Linked DNA regions of Homo sapiens: region 2 is linked to region 1. Evidence: read pairs that join two places in POLR2A ChIA-PET (ENCODE). Cell type or tissue: PC-9. All regions are shown on one strand. Links, peaks and the distances in the headings refer to the core of each region. The heading gives the core; the rest is flanking DNA. Region 1 holds the start of LOC107985998 (a long non-coding RNA gene). Region 2 overlaps CAB39 (calcium binding protein 39).

The links. ChIA-PET counts read pairs that join two places held together with the same protein. Peaks named below come from ENCODE experiments on the same cell type or tissue, not always from the same donor. Only the 100,000 strongest peaks of a DNase experiment are listed, where the experiment ranks them.
Region 2: POLR2A ChIA-PET joins it to region 1 with 27 read pairs; 2 of 35 experiments call an interaction of 5 or more read pairs at or near these places.

Annotation. Positions count from the first base shown.
Region 1 is chr2:231,474,330-231,484,688 of GRCh38, reverse strand. LOC107985998 (a long non-coding RNA gene) reads left to right here and starts at 139. Exons shown (of 2, transcript XR_001739927.3): 1 at 139-2,005; 2 at 5,556-6,332. RefSeq lists a silencer at 1,526-1,855 and enhancers at 2,556-2,695, 3,079-3,589, 3,590-4,102, 8,237-8,742. In PC-9, for the core only: CTCF peaks have their summits at 1,581 and 1,785 (motif pointing left); no DNase peak of the experiment used is centred there; H3K4me3 peaks cover 355 bases.
Region 2 is chr2:230,772,193-230,782,551 of GRCh38, reverse strand. The region is part of intron 2 of CAB39 (calcium binding protein 39); the gene reads right to left. Among named protein-coding and RNA genes, the nearest start is that of CAB39, 65 kb to the right of the region's middle. RefSeq lists an enhancer at 7,664-7,958. In PC-9, for the core only: no CTCF peak of the experiment used is centred there; DNase peaks (open chromatin) are centred at 3,741, 4,691 and 7,811; H3K4me3 peaks cover 560 bases; H3K27ac peaks cover 7,403 bases.

The sequences.
Region 1 (10,359 bases), core at 1,321-9,320:
AGGTGCGTGCCACCATGCCCGGATAATTTTTTTTTTTTTTTTTTGTATTTTTAGTAGAGATGAGGTTTCGCCATGTTGGCCAGGCTGGTCTGGAACTCCTGACCTCAGGTGATCCACCCGCCTCGGCCTCCCAAAGTGCTGGGATTACAGGCGTAAGCCACCGCGCCTAGCCATGATTCTGTTATTTCTAAGGGCAGGGGAAATCGTAAACATTTTGATAATCAATTTTAATACAAGGATAGAGGCTATAAAATCTAGGCAGAAAAGCATCCCTCTCTTACGGAAGGTCTTTCATATGGTCTGTATATCAAGAATCCCCACAGATACCCTGCAAAGTCGATCCTATTCTTCCATTTTACAGATGAGGGAAGCCTGAGCCTCAAAGAGGTGAGGTAACTTCCCAGGGTCGCACAGCTGGGAAGTCGCAGAGCAGGCGCAGACCACCTGATTGCTCTTGCCCCACCCCCCACCCCCACGTGCTTTTGAGTCCACACTGCAGCCGCCTCTGCTCCACCACCTTCTGTCACCCACAGCGCCCCCACGCTGGGTCCGCGGGCCCCCACGTCCAGACCGCAGGAAGGGACACTGGGAGGGCGGGAACCTGCGCACCCGCTGAAAAGACACAGCCTGGGAAACCGCACCCCAGAGGCAGCCTCCGCGGCCAGCCCAGGGGCAGAGGGGCTCCGGGTCTCAGCGTCTGCGGGTGGCAGGTGGCGTCAGGTCTGCACGACGGATGCTGGGAGGCCTGCAGACGCCCCGAGGAGCCACGGCTTCCTGAGCACACTCGAGAGGCCCGCGCCCCGGGCAAACTGCATGGACTGTGCTCTGCAGGCGCCGCGGCCTTTCCCCGTTCGCTCTCGAGGCCCCTGCGGCCCCCGTCCTACCCTGCCCCAGCTCCTCCAGCAAAGGTCCCCGAACCCGAGGCTTCTGTGCCGCCTTGACAATGGCAGCCCCCTCCTCTGCCACCGCGGGGAAGTCCCGGAACTCCTAGACTTTGTTCTCTTCTTTTCCCGCCGGGGCTGCTAGGGAAGCACTCTTAGGGCCGGCCTCCAGCCTTGGGTTCCCGCCCGGGCCTCGCCGCGCGCCTTCCGCTCTCCACGGGGCCTGCAGCCCGGGACCTGCTGCCCGCCACCCGCTACCCAGGGCTTCCTGCCGGCCGCCAGCGCCACCTGACCCTCCGACGAGAGCCCAGCACTGCCCAACCCAGGCCTTCTGTAGGGTCCCCTCCTCTCCACGTATGGCCCCATTATCCCCACGTGGTCCCCCTCCTCCCCATGGCTGCCCCATGCCCATGTAGGGTCCCCGTTTTCCTTGCGTGGGTTCTTCGTCCTCCCCATGTGGGGTCCCGGCCCTCTCCAGGCTTCTGGAAGGCCGGTGAGCTGGAGACAAGCATGGTCAGGGAGCCCCGGGAAGGCTGAGCAACGGCAGGAAAGGGACGGGCTCAGCGCATTTCTGGGAAGTAAAGTGGCGGGATCCCGAGGCAGCAGGAGTCCTGGCACCCAGGACCACAGTTTGAGAGGCCTGGCGCAAAATGAAAATGCAGGGCTCCTGCTCAGCAGTAACTCAGACGTCAAGATGGCGACAGCAGAGCTTCCACCCAAGCCCGGAGCCCCGCCAGGTGCAGGCCGCACACCCGCGAACCCGCCCTGCTGCATCTGCGAGTGGGGCGCCCAGGGAGGCGAGGGGCTCTGGGGGCTGCCTGGAGAGGCCTGACCCCTTCCTTTCCCGGAGGCCGCTCCCGAGCTATGCCAAACCCGGGCTGCCGCGGCGCTGCCACCTGCTGGCCACCTCGGGCCCCTGCCGCGTCCCTCGGAGAGAAGGACCTTGTGTGGAGTGGGCAAGCGGCTTGGTGGCCCGGACCTCACCTTCACAGAAGAGAAGCTAGCCGGGGAGGGAGTTCACATCGGCTACAGCACCCCAGTGACGGTGGCAGCACGTTACTGTCGCTCTTGAACTGTCCTGTGCCTTACATCAGTAAGGTAGAGATGATGACCCCCCACTACAGGTAAGGAATTAAGAATTGGAGTTTTCTGGCCGGGTGCGGTGGCTCACGCCAGTAATCCCAGCACTCTGGGAGGCTGAGGAGGGTGGATCACCTGAGGTCAGGAGTTCGAGACCAGCCTGGCTAACATGGTGAAAGCCCGACTCTACTAAAAACAAAACAAAAATTAGCCAGGCGTGATGGCGGGCACCTGTAATCCCAGCTACTCAGGAGGCTGAGGCAGGAGAATTGCTTGAACTCGGGAGGCAGAGGTTGCAGTGAGCCGAGATCTCACTGCACTCCAGCCTGGGTGACAGAGTGAGACTCTGTCTTAAAAAAAAAAAATTGGAGTTTTCTGGCTGCCAGAGGCAACGGAGCGGCCTCCCATGACCCTTCTCTGTTCTCCATTTCTCCCCTGATCATTCTCTGGGTACCCGTCTCCCCCGCCACAAACCCCAGTGCTGACTCCCTGGGCTGGGGTGGGGCAGGTGGCCCAGGATCACACTGACATTACCATAACTACTACCTTGCCTGGGCACAGGGGTGAGGCTGTAATCCAGGGACAGTCTGGGGTACTCCTTTGTGGGAGATGGCTTCTGGGAAAGATGTTTTCTAGCTCCCTCTGGACTCTAAGATGTGTAGAGATGAGATTCATTGCTTGAACCACAGCAAGAGACATTCTGCCACCATGATGAAAGCTGGCCTGAGATGACGCTGACACAGAAGTGGAAAGAAAGACAGGAAGATGGCTGCAGGGTGACACCTGTGAGCTGCTGGATCAAGCCGGGCCTGCAGGGCTGAACTTTGCAGTGAATCCCCTGGACTGTTTAAGTCATGCTGACCAGCCACTTGTGATGAAAGGTGTCATAACTGACACTCTGCCCAAAGCCTCCCAAGTTAGACCCAGGACCGAAGACTTCAGAGGCCACAGTTTATCCCACGGATAATGTGCTGCTTGGAAGATTAATTACTGTCTGAGAAGAACAGCAGGGGAACAGGTGGAGAATAGGGCAGGGACTTGCCTTGGGTTCAGATGCAGCTCCATACAGAACAGTGACACGGGCAGTTTGTCTTCACCCCTCCCCTACACTGGGGTCCTTTGCCCACTTGCACCTACCTCCCCTAGCTCCAACCTTTCCCCTGCCTCTGTGTCATCCTCTCTCCACCTGAGGGAGGGAACGAGCTGTGTGTTCGTGGCAGCTTCTTCGTGAGACCAGCAGCTCTAAGCTGGGCGTTGAAGAGGTTGGTGAGTGAGCAGGGCGCGGTGGCTCACGCCTGTAATCCCAACACTTTGGGAGGCTGAGGTGGGCGGATCACTTGAGCTCAGGAGCTCACGAGCAGCCTGGCCAACATGGTGAAACTGTCTCTACTAAAAATACAAAAATTAGCCAGGTGTGGTGGCAGGCACCTATAACCCCAGCTACTTGGGAGTCTGAGGCAGAAGAATCACTTGAGCCCAGGAGGTGGAGGTTGCAGTGAGCTAAGATTCTGCCACTGCACTCCAGCCTGGGTGACAGAGGGAGACTCCGTCCCCTCCCCCCACCCATAAAAAAGGCTGGTGAGTGAAACTTGGGCCCCTGCAGGAAAAGCACTGTGGTCCCAGCTGGCTGATGGGTACAGGGACACAGCCCAACCATCAGATGCTGAGCCCCCTGCCCACTTGGAACCCAGCCCAAGAGCTTTTCTTCAGCCCTGGACCCCTGGCGCTGGTGAGCTCTGGTTTCTTCCTGACCTCCACTGGCCACCGGGCTGGAGATCCCCTGTGGGATCCCACCCCAGCCCTGGGGAGGGGCCAGAGGGAAGCTGGAGGCAGAGTGGGCAGCTGCTGAACTCTGAGCTGCCAGAGGTAGTGAACAGGGTTGTCAGACTGTTTCAACTCAAATTCCAACACAGACACAAAAAACCAACAACAATTATAATCCCCAATAAATAAATTTAACATTTCGATCTTTCCCTTTTGTTTTAGAGATAGGGTCTTGCCCTGTTGCCCAGGCTGGAGTGCAGTGGCACAATCACAGCTCACTGCAGCTTTGATCTCCTAGGCTCAAGAGATCTTCCCTGCTCAGCTCCTGAGTAGCTGGGACTATAGGCGTGCACCACCACACCCAGCTAATTTTTTTTAAAAATGTATTTGTAGAGACCAGGTCTTGCTTTGTTGGCCAGGCTGGTCTTGAACTCCTGGGCTCAAGTGATCTGCCCACCTCAGCTCCACAAAGTGATGCTATTACAGGTGTGATCCACTGCACTTGATCCAAAATGTTTAAATTACATAAATCACAAATGCAGGCCTGGCACAATGGCTCACACCTGTAATCCCAAGACTTTGGGAAGCTGAGGCAGGCGGATCACTTGAGGTCAGGAGTTGAAGACCAGCATGATGAAACCACATCTTTACTAAAAACACAAAAGTTAGGCCGGGTGCTATGGCTCATGCCTGTAATCCTAGCACTTTAGGAAGCCGAGGCAGCAGATCACATGAGGTCAGGAGTTCAGGACCAGCCTGGCCAACATAGTGAAACCCCATCTCTACTAAAAATACAAAAATTAGCCAGGTGTGGTGGCACATGCCTGTAGTCCCAGCTACTTGGGAGTCTGAGGTAGGAGAATTGCTTGAACCCAGGAGGTTACAGTGAGACGAGATAGCACTACTGTACTCCAGCCAGAGGGTGACTCTGTCTCCAAAAAAAAAAAAAAACAAACAAAAAAAAAACCAAAGGCAAACCCTAACCCTATTAAGAAGAAAATGAGTCTGTTTCATCTCCCCAGCCTCCTCACTGCCCCATCAATTTCCAGTTACATTTTGTCACACATTATATGGGAAATTTCCCAGTAATCCACATTATAGCCAAGAGTTTCAATTATGTTGCATGACCTCTTGATTTTATTATTATTTTGTGATTTTTTTTTTTTTTTGAGATGGACTCTCTCGCTCTGTCACCCAGGCAGAGTGCAGTGGCGCGATATCTACTCACTGCAGCCTCCCCCTCCCAAAGTGCTGGGATTACAAGCCTGAGCCACCATGCCTGGCCTATTACCTCATCTTTTAAAGCTCACGTCTTACTATCTAACCAAATCTGCTGTTACCATCAGTTTACTTACGCATCTTTTCACGGTGGTGATTGACACAGGAGGTAAAAGGGAATATTGAAGTGGATTTAACAATGTGCAATGGCGGGAGGTGTTTCCTCGGGGGAGCCTGCTGACTCCTGTAACAGGAGGATCTGAAGGGAGCTTTTTCTTTCTAGACTCCCCGTGTCCCCTGGGCAGTGGCCACAGCCACTTCATTTTTCCGAAGCTCACCCTCTAATCCAGCTTCCATGAAGCACCCAGAGGGATCTTCTCAAAATATTATATAAGATCGTGTCACTCTCTGGCCTAAAACTGTTCAGTGGCTTCCACTGGACTTCAGTCCCTCAAACCCCTACCTGCCTCTCCAGCCCCATTTGCCACCTCTTCCTATCCCGTGGATAAGATTGAGTTCCTTAGTCTTCAAGCCCCTCAGTCTCCCTTGAGGCTCCGAAGGTCCCAGTCCTCTCTCTCAGGCTGCCTACAGCGCTTTCCTCTCCCCTACCAGGCTGACAGATCCCACGGCCCTTCCAGGCCCACCTGAAATGGCATTTCCTCTACAAGCCTCTCCCTAATTCTCAAGTTCACTCCAGAAATGCTTGTGGAGCTCCTGCCCTGTGCCAGGCATCGGACTAGGCCCGAACCCTTCGTGGAGAGCATTGTAGATGCTGGTGATGGGGGCGGAGAGGTGGTGGGAGTCAAATACTCACACTCATGTTCTTAGAGGGAGAATTGAGACTTGGCGCTGGCCGTGAGTGTGGCTAGGTGAATCGGAAGATTTAAAAGACAGCCAGTGAGGCTGGAGGGCAGAGAGTCAGGGGGCAGTTGGGAGTGGCTGGAATTACCCTGGTAGTGCAAAGGTGTTGAGACCGGTTAAAATTCTGGAGCTCCTGTGGAGGTAGAATCGACTGGCATTACATGTTTGCCAAGCTACCTTCTCATTCAGCCTCTGCTGTAGGTCTGCAAATAATCCAGTCCTGGTCCAGTGAGAGCTGTATTTCTCCTTGAAGTTAATACATTTTTTATATGAAAATTTTTATTGTAATATAATTCATAACAGTAATAGCCACCCTCTTAAGGGTACAGTTAAGTGGGGCTTTTTGGTATATTCACAAAGTTGCACAACCATCACAACTACCTAGAACGTTTTCATCGCCTCAAAAAGAGACCCCATACCCATTAGCAGCCACTGCCTATTCCCCTCTGCCCCTGGCAACCACTAATCTGCCCTCTGTCTACAGACTTGCTGATTCTGGATATGTCATATAAATGGAATCATAAAATATTTGGTATTTGCATCTGGCTTCTTTCACTTAGCATGTTTTCAAAGTTCATCTACGTTGCAGATCAGTACTTTTTTTTATTGCTAAGTAACATTCCACTGTATGGATATATCACAATTTGTTTATCCATTCATCAGCTGATAGACATTTAGGTTGTTTTGCTTTTTCTTTATTATAAATAATGCTGCAGGGCTGGGTGTGGTGGCTTAACGCCTGTAATCCCAACACTTTGGGAGGCAGAGGTGGGAGGATCGCTGGAGCTCAGGAGTTTTGAGACCAGTGTGGGTAGAATAGTGAGACCTCAATTCTACAAAAAATTAGCGCAGTGTGGTGGCAAGTGCCTGTAGTCCTAGCTACTTAGGAGGCTGAGGTGGGAAGATCGCTTGAGCCCAGAAGGCAGAGATTGCAGTGAGCTGAGATCACGCCACTGCACTCTAGCCTGGGGAACAGAGCAAGACTGTCTCATGAAAAAAAAAAAAAGTTGCTATGAACATTTGTGGACAAGTTTTGTTATGGACATGTGCTTTCATTTCTCTTGGCTATATACCTAGGAGGAGATTTGCTGGATTGTAAGGCTACTCTGTGTTTAACCATTTGAGGAACTGCCACACTGTTTTCCAAAGCAGTTGCACTATTTAACATTGCCATCAGCAGCGTACGAAAGTTCCAATTTCGGCTGGGTGCAGTGGCTCACGCCTGTAATCCCAGCACTTTGGGAGGCCAAGGTGGGTGGATCACGAGGTCAGGAGATCAAGACCATTCTGGCTAACACAGTGAAACCCTGTCTCTATTAAAAATACAAAAAATTAGCCGGGCATGGTGGCACGTGCCTGTAGTGCCAGCTACTCGGGAGGCTGAGGCAGGAGAATCGCTTGAACCCAGGAGGCAGAGGTTGCAGTGAGCCAAGATCGTGCCACTGCACTCCAGCCTGGGTGACAGAGCGAGACTCCATCTCAAAAAAAAAAAAAAAAAAAAAGAAAAAGTTCCAATTTCACTACATCCTCACCAATACCTGCTTTTCACTGACTCTTTTCTTTTTGCAGAGATGGGGTCTCATTATGTTGCCCGAGCTGGTCTCAAACTCTTCAGTTCAAGCGATCCTCCCATCTCAGCCTCCTGAAGTGCTAGGATTACAGATGTGAGCCACTATGCCCAGCCTTAGCTGACTTTTTAATTATAGCCATTATACTGGGTGTGAAGATGTAGCTTTTTTTTTTCTGAGATAGGGGTCTTGCTATGTTGCCCAGGCTAGTCTTGAACTCCTAGCCTCAAGCAATCCTCCTGCCTTAGCCTCCAGAGTAGCTGAGATAGATGTAGTTTATTGTGGTTTTGATTTGTATTTCCCTGATGGCTAATAACGTTGAGCATCTTTTCATGTTCTTATTCACTATTTGTATATATTTGGAAAAATGCCCTTTGCCCATTTTACAATTGGCTTGTTTTTTTGTCATCAGATAGTAGGTCTTTATATTCTGGATATTAACTCTTTATCAGATATATGATTTGCAAGTATTTTCTCCTATTCTGTAGATTATCTTTTCATTTTTTTCTTGGCCATTTATTCTTAAACTTTTATATAAATTTTAGGATCAGCTTGTTGATTTTTAGGATCAGCTTGTTGATTTCCACAAAAATCAATTCCTGAAATTTTGACAGGAATTGTATAGAATCTGTTTATTAATTTGGGGAGTATTGTCATCCTAACAAAATTAAATCTTCTGATCCATGAACATAGGAAGTGTTTCCATTTATTAGGTCTTTATTTCTATGTTGTTTTGCAGTTTTGAATGTTTGTCTTGCACTTCTTTTGTTAACTTTATTTATAAGTATAATGTTTCTTTTTGATGCGGTTGTAAATTGAATTTTTTTTAATTCAATTTTTGATTGTTCATTGCTATTGATAGAAACACCCTTGATTTTTACATATTGATTTTGTATCTTTTGTATCTTGCTGAACTTTTTATTAGCTCTAATAGTTTTTTTTGTGTTTGTGTATCCCGTTGGATTTTCTATACACAAGATCATGTTATCTGCAAATAGAGATAGTTTTATTTCTTTTTTTTTTCTTGCCTAATTGCCCTGGATGGCACCCCCAGTACAATTTGAATAGAAGTGATGAGAGCAGATACCTTTGCATTGTTCCTGATCTTAAAGCTTTCAGTCTTTCACACTGGGTTAGATGTTTTTGTAGATGCCCTTTATCAGATTGAGGAAGTACCCGTCTACTGTTTTGTTCAGTGTTTTGCTTTTTATTAAACATGAAAGGGTGTCAGTTTTTGTGAGCTCTTCCTGCATCTGTTGAGATAATTATATGCCTTTTGTCCTTTATGGTTAACACATTTTTATTTATTTATTTGTTTTGACACGGAGTCTCATTCTGTCACCCAGGCTGGAGTGCAGTGGCACAATCTCAGCTCACTGCAATCTCCGTCTCCCGGGTTCAAGTGAATCTCCTGCCTTAGCCTGCCATGTAGCTGGGACTACAGTTGCAGGCCACCATGCCCGGCTAATTTTTGTATTTTTGATGGAGATGGGGTTTCACCATGTTGACCAGGCTGGTCTCGAACTCCTGGCCTCAAGTGATCCGCCCACCTCGGCCTCCCAAAGTGCTGAGATTACAGGCATGAGCCACCATGCCCAGCCGGTTAACACATTTTTAAAAGCAGTTACCTAGACAGGGTAGAGAAGTAGGAACGAGGAAAATGGAAGACAAGCGCAAGAGAGACTTTTAACTGTCTTTTATTTATTTTATTTTATTTTATTTTGAGATGAGGTCTCTCTATATGCAGTGGCTATTCGCAGGCATGATCTGGCTTGGCTGGAAGTGGTAGCTCACACCTGTAATCCCAACACTTTGGGAGGCCAAGGCAGGCAAATCATGTGAGGTCAGGAGTTCGAGACCAGCCTGACCAATATAGTGAAACCTTGTCTCTACTAAAAATACAAAAATTAGCGAGGTGTGGTGGCGCATGCCTGTAATCCCAGCTACTTGGGAGGCTGAGGCAGGGAATTGCTTGAACCCAGGAGGCGGAGTTTGCAGTGAGCCAAGGTCACGCTAGTACACTCCAGCCTGGGTGACAGAGTGAGACTCTGTCTCAAAAAAAAAAAAAAAAAAAAAAAAAAATGATCTAGCTCACTATAGCCTTGAACTCCTGGTCTCAAGCTAGTCTCCTGCCTCAGCATCCTGAGCAGCTGGGACTATAGGCACACCACAGCACCTGGCACCTTTTATAATTTTTGGTTTCTTGGATGTATTTATTACACAAAAAATTAAATAATAATAATTATTATTATTTTGAGATGGAATCTCGTTCTGTCGCCCAGGCTGGAGTGCAGTGGTGCCATCTCAGCTCACTACAATCTCTGCCTCCCAGGTTGAAGCAGCTCTCCTGCCTCAGCCTCCTGAGTAGCTAGGATTACAGCCACCACACACAGCTAATTTTTCTATTTGTAGTAGAGACGGAGTTTCATCATGTTAGTCAGGCTGGTCTTGAACTCCTGACCTCAAGTGATCTGCCTGCCTTGGCCTCTCAAAGTCCTGGGATTACAGGAGCGAGCCACCACTAAATTATCTTTAAAAATTTTTATATATGGTACTAGATGTATCCATGAAATAAATATTTTGATAAAATTAAATAAAATGTACTATCTTAACCATTTTTAAGTGTATAGTTCAGTATAGTCACATTGTTGTGCAACCTATTTCTAGAACTTTTTCATCTTGCAAAACTGCAACTCTTGGGCTGGACACAGTGGCTTATGCCTGTAATCTCAGCATTTTGGGATGCCAAGGTGAGAGGATTTCTTTTTTTTTTTCTCTGTTGCCAAGGCTGGAGTGCAGTGGCCCCATCTCAGCTCACTGCAACCTCCGTCTCCTGGGCTCAAGCTGTCCTCCCACCTCAGCCTCCCAAGTAGCTGGGACTCCAGGAATGCGCCACCACATCTGGCTAATTTTTGCGTTTTGTTTGTTTGTTTTTCGAGATGGAGTTTTGCTCTTGTTGCCCAGGCTGGAGTGCAATGGCGCGATCT
Region 2 (10,359 bases), core at 1,449-9,448, 700 kb after region 1:
AAGAGTATTTGCTCCATTTCAGACTTGCTTGAATATTTTTTCTCACAATTCACATTCTACTTTTATTTAAAAAAGAAAAAAAAAGATGAGGTAAATTATATAGATCAAAATGATCATTATGTTGGTACTCATTGATTTCTTCTTCCATTTCTCCTTTTTCAGCCCTCCCCACGAGACATCCCCCCTCCCACATTTTAAAGATTTCTAACAAATAACCAAATAACCATGGACAATTATAAGCTGATTAAACAAAAAGCTTGAAAAATATATCCAAATATTACCAAAAGATGATCAGAAAATTTTAATAAGTGTTTCACAAGAGAAGGCAATTTAGCAAGTATTTACTAACTGAAGATGACACACACACAACAGATAAACTTGGTTGTGGCCGGGAGTGGTGGCTCATGCCTGTAATCCTAGCACTTTCAGAGGCCGAGCCGGGCGGACCACCTGAGGTCAGGAGTTCGAGACCAACCTGGCCAACTTGGTGAAACCCCGTCTCTACTAAAAAATGCAAAAATTAGCTGGGTGCAGTGGCATGAGCCTGTAGCCCTGGCTACTTGGGAGGCTGAGTCACGAGACTATCTTGAACCTTGGAGACAGAGGTTGCAGTGAGCCGAGATTGAGCCACTGCACTCCAGCCTGGGTGACAGAGCGAGACTGTGTTTCAAGAAGGAAAAAAACAAAACAAAACACAAAACCTTGGTTGTTCTTGTTTAGTTTTGACTTGGTTCCCTTCATAGCAGCTTGCATTAGGGACTATGCCTAGGGCCCCACCTCTGGCCTGCAGGCATTGTGTCAATATATTCTCTGCCCTTGTAACCACATCCTTCTCATCTCCTACCACCCCATTGGTCCCCTCACACCTACTGAGTAAGGTATTCACACTTACAGCTCCTCCAAACACTGTATCCTTTTCAAGCTGCTGAATCATCATGTCACCTAATCCACTGAACCCTTAATGACCACATTCCAGGTCCTGCCAAGCCTGCACATTTCAGTGCCACTCATGCGAGCAGCTCAAGGTCTCTTGGCTCCCCTACATAATCTTAAATGTGCTTTATTCAAATCTTTCTCTACTTGAGCTCCCAAATTTCTGAGCACTGTAGAAAAAGTGATGGAACTTGTGCACATTCGGTTCACCAATACACCATGTCATTCGACTTCAAAGCAGCTCAGAAACAATCCTTTAAACCGGGCTGATTTCCAACCAGTAACTCCCAGCAGCACATATTTCAAGACGGCTCCACTTTCCTCAAGAGCCATTAGTCTCTCTTTACTCCTTTATCTGAACATCTAGCTTCACTCCTCCTATATTAACATAAGACTTTCTAATTAAAACATTCTCAACTTCTTCACTACATCTTGATGTATTTCTGCATCCTATCTCAAACTTGTCAACACACTCAGAATCACCTGAGAAACTTTTAGAAGAGATGCTCAGTTCCCCCGAGATAATTTTTTTTTTTTTGAGATCAGGTCCAGCTCTGTTGCCCAGGTGGAATGCCGTGGTGCAATTATGTCTCACTGCAGCCTTGACCTCCCAGGCTCAAGTGATCCTCCCACCTCAGCCTCCCGAGTAGCTGGGACTACAGGTACACACCACCATGTCTGACCACGTTTTAAATTTTCTGTAGCAATGGGGTCTCATTATGTTGGTCAGGCTGGTCTCAAACTCCTGAGCTCGAGTTATCAGCCCCCTCAGCCTCTCAAAGTGTTGGGATTACAGGCATGAGCCACTGAGCCTGGCTCCAAGATACTTATTAATGACAAAAGGAAAAATAGTAATTTTCCAGTAGACACCACCTTAACCAAATGATGTTACTGACCATCATCAGTAATGAGACTATTGACATCACTGCCTCCTGAACTGATGCAATGAAAAGGGTACTTCACTTCTGTGGTATTCTTGCAAATGCATAATCGACATTGAATCATGAAGAAACATCAGGCAAACCTAAATCAAGGGACACTCTATAAAATAGCTGACTAGTATTTCTCAGAAGTACCAAGGGTCATAAAAGTCATAAGAAAGACTGAGGAACTGTTTCAGATTAAAGGAGACCTAGGGAGATGTTACGACTCCTTACATGTAACGTGTGATCCTGAATTAGATTTTGGTTCAGAAAAAGGACATGAGTAGGACAACTGATGAAACTTGAAAAAGGCCTGTGCATTAGTTAATAGTATTATACCAATGTTATTTTTTGGATTTTGATCATTGCCCTGTGGTTATAAAAGACGTTAACATTTAGGGAGGCTGGGTGAAAGGCACTCTTCTAAACCATTCTGTAAGTCTGATAAGTTCATCAATAATCTTTTTGCCTTTTCTTCACAGGTAAGGGGCATCCTACTTAGTTCCAAGGCTGATGGCTCTCTCTGTGCACTGGAGAAAGGGCTCCCAAACAAAAAGGAGGTTAGCTTTGACTCAGGTACCCCCTGTGCAATTGTGCCAGTTCTGTGGCCTCATGGAAACCTGTTGGGTCTTACTGGACCATCCGATAATTAAGGGAACTGGACCAGATGACCCCTAAGACCCATTCCATTTCTTTAAGATCTCAAACTCCAAATAAAGGTCTTCAATTCTCTTTTGCCCTGTCATCTACATTCCTTCTCTCACCCTGGACATCTCTGTCTCTACTCAAGCTAACATAAAAGCCTGAATGCTCACACTCCTTCTTTCCACTCTTAAGAGCTCCTGCATCCAGGAAGACTCTCCTCCCTCCCATGACTCTCTCCTCCTCTGATGCCTACAGCAGCTGTGACCTTATTTCAGTTGCTGACCTTGTAAGTGCTATAACCTTTCACACATACCTCTCATCTCCCTAACACATTCAAGGGCTTTGGAAAGCGCTTATGATGGCAATTTACACATGGAATGACCTGATGATTTTGTTAACTGACTGAATTGTCTGGGAAGTTTCCTCAGTTGAACATGGTGTTCCAAGACACAGATGCTACATTTCTATGTACCAGTTAGCCTCATATTACTTTTCATGGGCAGACTGCTTTATTAAAAGTAGCCAACTGTTTTATAGATCATGGTCAAGAAGAAAGGCATAAGAGAACAGCCCCCCTTTATAACAAGCCCACTCACTTGCCTAGAAAGAGATGCGGATCATCCCTTACTGCTGACTCGTCTGGGAGGGAGGTACAGAGTTTTGTTTCAGTTCTTAGCTGTTTCCTTATGGCTTCTGAGAAGTGCTTCATCCTGTGTGGCTGTACAGAGCAGCCGTATGTGGTGGGAGTGTGGAGGCTCCAAAAGAGCACAGCACAGAGGAAAGGGTCTGGGGCTTGGCAAAGCTTCTCAGATCAAGGCTCTGAGTTGAGAGGTGAAGTCCCTATGTCCCATGGGGCCAGGCATATTAATTCTAAACTATGGAGCCTGACTTCCACATATGATCAAATGATAACAACTTCATCTTTAATTACATTTAATAATTTTTTAAAGTTAAAATATTTAAGTGTTAGGATCAACTTAAGTAGTAACCAGTATCCCAAAGTTCACACCTAATGCTCACCTCACTAATAACAGTATCAGAAACTAAACTTTCCCTCCCAGGGTGAGGACATAGGTAACTATAGTCACGCACCACATAACGTCTTGGTCAACAGCAGACCACAGAGACAACTGTGGTCCCACAGATACAATACCATATTTTTGCTGTACCTTTTCTATGTTTAGATAAACAAATACTTGCCATTGTGTTCCAACTGCCTACAGTATTCGCTATAGTAACAAGCTACACAGATTTGTAGCCTAGGAGCAACAGGCTGGAAGAAATCGCCTAATGATGCATTTTTTGGAATGTATCCCTGTTGTTAAGTAACGTGTAACAGGACTTCAAATTTTTAAGGATAGAGTCCATAATAACCTCTTCAAGTAGCACTAAGGCTATGAGATTTTTCACTGCCTGCTTTCCCATTAAAAAATAAAACAGGGTGGGAAAATAAGCAATTAGTAAGCTAAACATTAGTACAAATGGCCTTTTCAGAGATCACCAAAACCTCAGGAGGTTTCGTATTAACTCTCTTGACTTAAATCCAATATTCCCACGGTACCTATCAGTGCACTATTTTACTGTCACTAGAGGCAATTGCTGATAAAAAGTAGTGATACAAAAGTACAATTTCAGAAGACTCGAGAAGACAGCTCACATACCCATTAGTGCTTCTATGCAATGTCCTTGAAGTACTCACAGCCCTTACCAACACTCCTCCTCTGGACTCAAGCACTCAGTAGATCCAAACCGGCCTTACGTTAGGAAACAAGGTGACAAGAAGGCTACTTCCACATGAAGGGACAGGACTTTACTTGGTGAGATACAAGACTGGGCTGCCCTCTTCACTGTCCCCAATTTTTAGTAGTTAGTAGCAATTCTAACCTCAATATAGAAAGCACACTTAAAGACAAACATAGTAACATGCTGAAGTATACAAATGGCTAAGTCAGACATTAAAAACCTTACAAAAGATTCTATTTCATAGTAATAGTAACAATCTTAAAAGGATAAAATATTCTTCCTTCTTATCAGAGGCAAAGGCTTTTAGATACGCCACTGGTAGGAAAATAAATTGGTACAACTTTACTGGAGGGCAATTTGGCAAAATGTTATTGAAGAGTTTTAAAAGGTGCAAGGCCTCTGACTCATTTCTGCAACTTCCTGTGAATTATACTTTCAGGAATTTACCCTATGGAAACAGACAAGTACACAAAGGTAAGTACATGCAGTGTTACTTACAACAGCAAAGAATTAGAAGTAAAAGTTATCCCACTGAACTAGTTTAATCATTACGTACCCATAAAATGGAAGAACCACGGCAGGCTTTAAAAATAATTGAGGGCCAGGGGTGGTGGCTCACACCTGTAATCCCAGCACTTTGGGAGGTGGTCAAGGTGGCGATCACTTGAGGTCAGGAGTTCAAGACCAGCCTGGCCAACATGGTGAAACCCCATCTCTATTAAAAATATGAAAATCAGCCAGGTACCTGTAATCCCAGCTACTTGGGAGGCTGAGGCACAAGAATTGCTTGAACCTGGGAGGCAGAAGTTGCAGTGAGCTGAGATTATGCCACTGCACTCCAGCCTGGGTGACAGAGCAAGACTCCATATTTAAAAAAAAAAAAACAAAATTGAGATCTATATGCACATGAAAAGATGTTAAAATTTAAAATTAAAAAAAAAAAAACAAAAAAAACACCAACAGGTTACAGAGCAGCATGACCCCATACTCATTTACTTATCTGCCCCAGAGAGAGGGAGAAAACAAGCTAGAATATGAATGAGAATCCCCACCAAGTTAACAGTAGTCATTTCACGTGGTACTGAATTAAGGATAAACTTAATTTTTTTCTTTATAGTCTTGTATTTTCTGCTTTTTGGGGGAATGAACATACATCATATACATCATTAGAACATGACTTTGTATAGATACAGAAATAAATTAGAATCTATGAAGGAAACAAAGATCTTTCTCGCACACACTCATACACACTTCCCTACTACACAATGTAGAATTCCAATATACTAGTTAGAATAAAGTAAAACTAAAAAAGTGGATGAAAGGCCAGGTGCGGTGGCTCAAGCCTGTAATCTCAGCACTTTAAGAGGCTGAGGCGGGCGGATCATGAGGTCAGGAGATCGAGACCATCCTGGCTAATACGGTGAAACCCCGTCTCAACTAAAAATACAAAAAATTAGCCGGGCGTGGCAGGCGCCTGTAGTCCCAGCTACTGGGGAGGCTGAGGCAGTAGAATGGCATGAACCCAGGAGGTGGAGCTTGCAGTGAGCCGAGATCGTGCCACCGCATGCCAGCCTGGGTGACAGAGCGAGACTCCATCTCGGGGGGGGAAGAAAAAAAGTGGATGAAGTGAGACAGAGCACCTGGAACCATGACCTACTTGTTTCTCCAGAGCAATGAACTAGTGACACTCACAACCACTTGTGTGGATCTCATGGGAATGATGCTGAGTGGAAGAAAGCCCATCTCAAAAGTTTACACACTATATGATTCTATTTATTTAACATTCTTGAAGTAATAAAATGTATAGACTTGGAGAACAGATAAGTGTGATGCAATTGCATAGAGCTATATGCATATCCACACAAACTGTAAAACTGGTGAAATCTGAACAAGCCCTGTGGATTATACCAATGTCAATGCTCTGGTTTTGATATTGTATATAGTTATGTGAGAGGTTACCACTGGGGATATGGGTGAAAGGTACATGGGTTCTCCTGTACTCATTTCAGCAACTTCCTGTGAATTAATTAATTTCAAAATAAACAAAACAAAGTAAGGCAACATAAGACTTCTATAGCGTAAGACCTCTTGCACTCCCCCTCAGTATACCCTTAGGTTGTCTATAAGGCCCTTTTCATTCTACCAAAGCTTGTTTCTCTAGTCTTACTTCCTACCATTCCTCTTTATCTCCACCTCTTAAAGTCACACTGAACTTGTCACTGTTTTCTGAACATGCCATAGGTTGTTTCAAATTCTGTTCCCTTTCACACTTTGCCTGCCAAAAACCTTAAAAATCAGCTTAAACGTCACTTCAAACCTGTCATCTCTGTATCTGTCTCTGACAGACGTAGGAACTGCTTTATCCTCTTGGTTCCCACAGAATTTTATCTGCGCCCCCAAGTCCCTCTATATTATATTATTTACATGTGTATCTCCTCTACTGGATTATATACTTTTTTAAGAACGGGGACAAGGTTTGACTCCTATGCCTATCTGCCCACACAGAGAGGCACTAAAATGTCTGTGGATTCAATCAAACTGGGGATCTCTTGCAAGAGATAATGATGCAAGTAAAGACAGTAGACAACAACAAAGGCAACCATGCATGAGGAAAACGTTAACTCCAATGCGCACCACTGTTAAGTCATCTTTTTAGAAATAATTTTGAAGGGATCTATTTAGCAAAATTTTCCATACCTGTGTTCATTAGTTTACATAACTGAATTGATTCTAACTTACATATAACTAGTTATTGTTAAGAAATGCCTCAAAGAGGCCAGGTGTGGTGGTTCATGCCTGTAATCCCAGCACTTTGGGAGGCCACAGTGGGAGGATCACCAGGTCAGGAGATCAAGACCATCCTGGTCAACATGGGGAAACCATGTCTCTACTAAAAACACAAAAATTAGCTGGGCATGGCAACGCATGCCTGTAATCCCAGCAACTCAGGAGGCTGAGGCAGGAGAACCAGTTGAACCCGGGAGGCGGAGGTTGCGGTGAGCCGAGATCACACCACTACACTCCAGCCTCGCAACAGAGCTAGAGTCTGTTTCAAAAAAAAAAAAAGAAAAAAGAAAAAAAGAAATGCCTTAAAGAGCTCAGATTTGGGGGGAATGATGAGGCTTAAATTATTATTTTTTGTTTTTTTTGAGTTTCTTTAAACCCAATCTTTAACAAAAGAATCATTTTAAACAAGAGTCCTCTAAATATTTACCCATTTATATTTACTGCCTGAAATATCAATTCATTCTACAAGAAGAGATTAAATGACCTTGTTGAAAAAAGAAAGTTCTATATCAAAGTAAATGAAGACCAAGATGTGAAATGGAATCTAAAAGTGAACTGACAGATACTGTTGGTGCCAAGTATTTGATAATAAGAACAATTCTATTATCACATTAATTCCAGTGATAAATGCTTTCTACCTCCCCCAACCCCCACCTCTTTACTAAAGAAAATGTCTGCATAGTCTAAGCTGAATGATCATGGACTAAGGAAAGTCTATTAATAACCTTCTGGTGTCCAAGATTACTGTAAACAAGTTTAGTAACCATGAGTCACTGTTAAATGGCCATGCTATGAAGAGGCTACTCCCTTTCCCCCCTCTTAAAATATGTCAGCAAACTTACTCCTCTCATGAAATGAGTGAATATAGCTATTCAACCCTGTGAACACAAGCATTCATCGTAAGGAAGGGAACCACCTATAAGCTGAGCAAGGCAGCCATACCTCCTTTATACAGCATGTGGTGGGCGAAGAGTGCGTAAATAGTCCCCACATACACCACATCTGTTTGGTTGTTGGCAGTGAAAGACTAAGTCCCACCCCACCCCTGCCCCTAGTTACCTAAAAATAAGGATGGTAACATTAACCGCTTTTTTAAAATGTAAGAAAATTAGTTTTGTATGAATTCTTTTAAAAGAATTAGTCTCCTAAGAGACTAATCTATTTGTATCATACACAATTCTTAATGTGGTAACTATGTACCATATAAAACAAATACAAATACCAACATATAACAAATAAAGGAATAAACACTCAAATGTTATATTTATCATTTTGTCTGTGAGATCACAAGAAATGGATGGAAAAAGCCCAGGGACATAATGAATAAAGTGGAAAAAGGCATAATTTTACCATGGATTTGGCAGAGCTAGGTGTGAATTCCGTCTTTGACTCTAATATAATGAGTCAAAGTAATAAGCCTAGTAAATAACAGCTTTCTTCATCTGGATCACGGGAAACCAGAATCAATTCTATCTCAAAATAAGATGGGGGACTCTATACAAAGGCACCTTGCAAAGTATGGTGGTATATCGATGTAAGGATATGTCAACAGTGCAAAGCTTGAATTCCTTCTAGAATACTTAACTAAGTGGTCACCTAGTCCATGTCAATACCTCTTCAGAAACAGAAAACTTGCTGTCTTCTGAAAAAGTCAGCTTCCACTTACTGTTTTTCCTAATATCAAGACAAAATTGGACTTCTTGTTTTATTTCCACTCATGGGTCTGAATTCTACCTCCTGCCACGATCAGTTCGAATCCTTTTGTTACATTATATGGTCTCCCAAATACATTTTACTAAGAGCAAATCCGCCCTACAACATTACTCTGCTCAAATCTTCTCCCTAGGCTGTACCTCACATCTTGAGGTCATTCAACTGTTCCTCACAGTAGAGTTTTGAATTTCTATGTCAGCCTGGTCACTCCTCTCTTGGCACACTGCAGTTTCTCTACATCCTCAAGTGTGGACTTGCCTATACAGAGTAGAAGATAATCGCTGAATTTCAATAGTGTATTTCAAGTATTGCAATCTAGCCTTCCAATGGCCTTTCTGGGTGCTTTATGGTTTCTAAGCCACATCTGCCCCAGTTGGTACATAAACAGTCTTTTTTTATTCACTACTGAGTTATAAATGACATACAATGAACTCCACATATTTAAAGTACCTAATGTAACACACACACACACACACACACACACACACACACATATATATATATATATACACATACACCCATGAAACCATCAAGATAGTGAACACCTCTGTAACCACCAAAACCGTAACCACCAAAAGCTTTATGCTCCTTTGTGGTTCCCTCCCTCTACCATGCAACCCTTCCCCTAAACATCTTTATCAAAGCTAAAGCAACCACTGATCTGCTTTCTGTAATTATGGATTAGCTTTGTTTTCTAGAGTTTTGTGCAAATAGAATCATATACTATGTGCTCTTTATAGTCTGGCTTCTTTTGTTCAACATAATCACTTTGAGATTCATCCATGCTGTTGTATACAGCAATAGTTTTTTTTTTTTTTTTTTTTTATTGCTGAGTAGTACTCTGTTACATGGATGTACTACAGTTGGTTTATCCACACGTCTGGGCCATTTACAAATAAGGCCGCTATGAACATTTAAGCAAAAGTCTTTTCATGAACATATATTTCTTGTTCTCTTGGGTAAATACTTAAATGGCTAGATCATATGGTTGGTTCGAGTTTGGTTTAAAAAGCTGCCAAACTAGGCCAGGCGTGGTGTCTCACGCCTGTAATCCCAGCACTTTGGGAGGCCGAAGCAGGCAGATCACGAGGTCAGGAGATCGACACCATCCTGGCTAACACGGTGAAACCCCGTCTCTACTAAAAAATACAAAAAATTAGCCAGGCGTCTTGGTGGGCACCTGTAGTCCCAGCTACTTGGGAGGCTGAGGCAGGAGAATGGTGTGAACCAGGGAGGTGGAGCTTGCAGTGAGCCGAGACTGTGCCACTGCACTCCAGCCTGGGCAACAGAGTGAGACTTCGTCTCAAAAAAAAAAAAAAACCTGCCAAACTATTTTCCAAAGTAGTCATACCATCTTATATTCCCACAAGCAGTTCCAGCTGCTCTGTATCCTTGCCAACATTTGGTATAGTCAATATTTTCCATTTTAGCCACTCTAATAGCTGTGTAGTGGAATCTCCTTATGGTTTTACTACACAATTTCCTAATGATTAACATCTTTTCAAGGGCTTATTTGACATCTGCCTATCTCCTTTGGTGAAATGCATATATGAGTATCTTGCCCACTCTTAACTGGATTGTTTCTAACTGTTAAATTCTGAGAATTCTTTATATA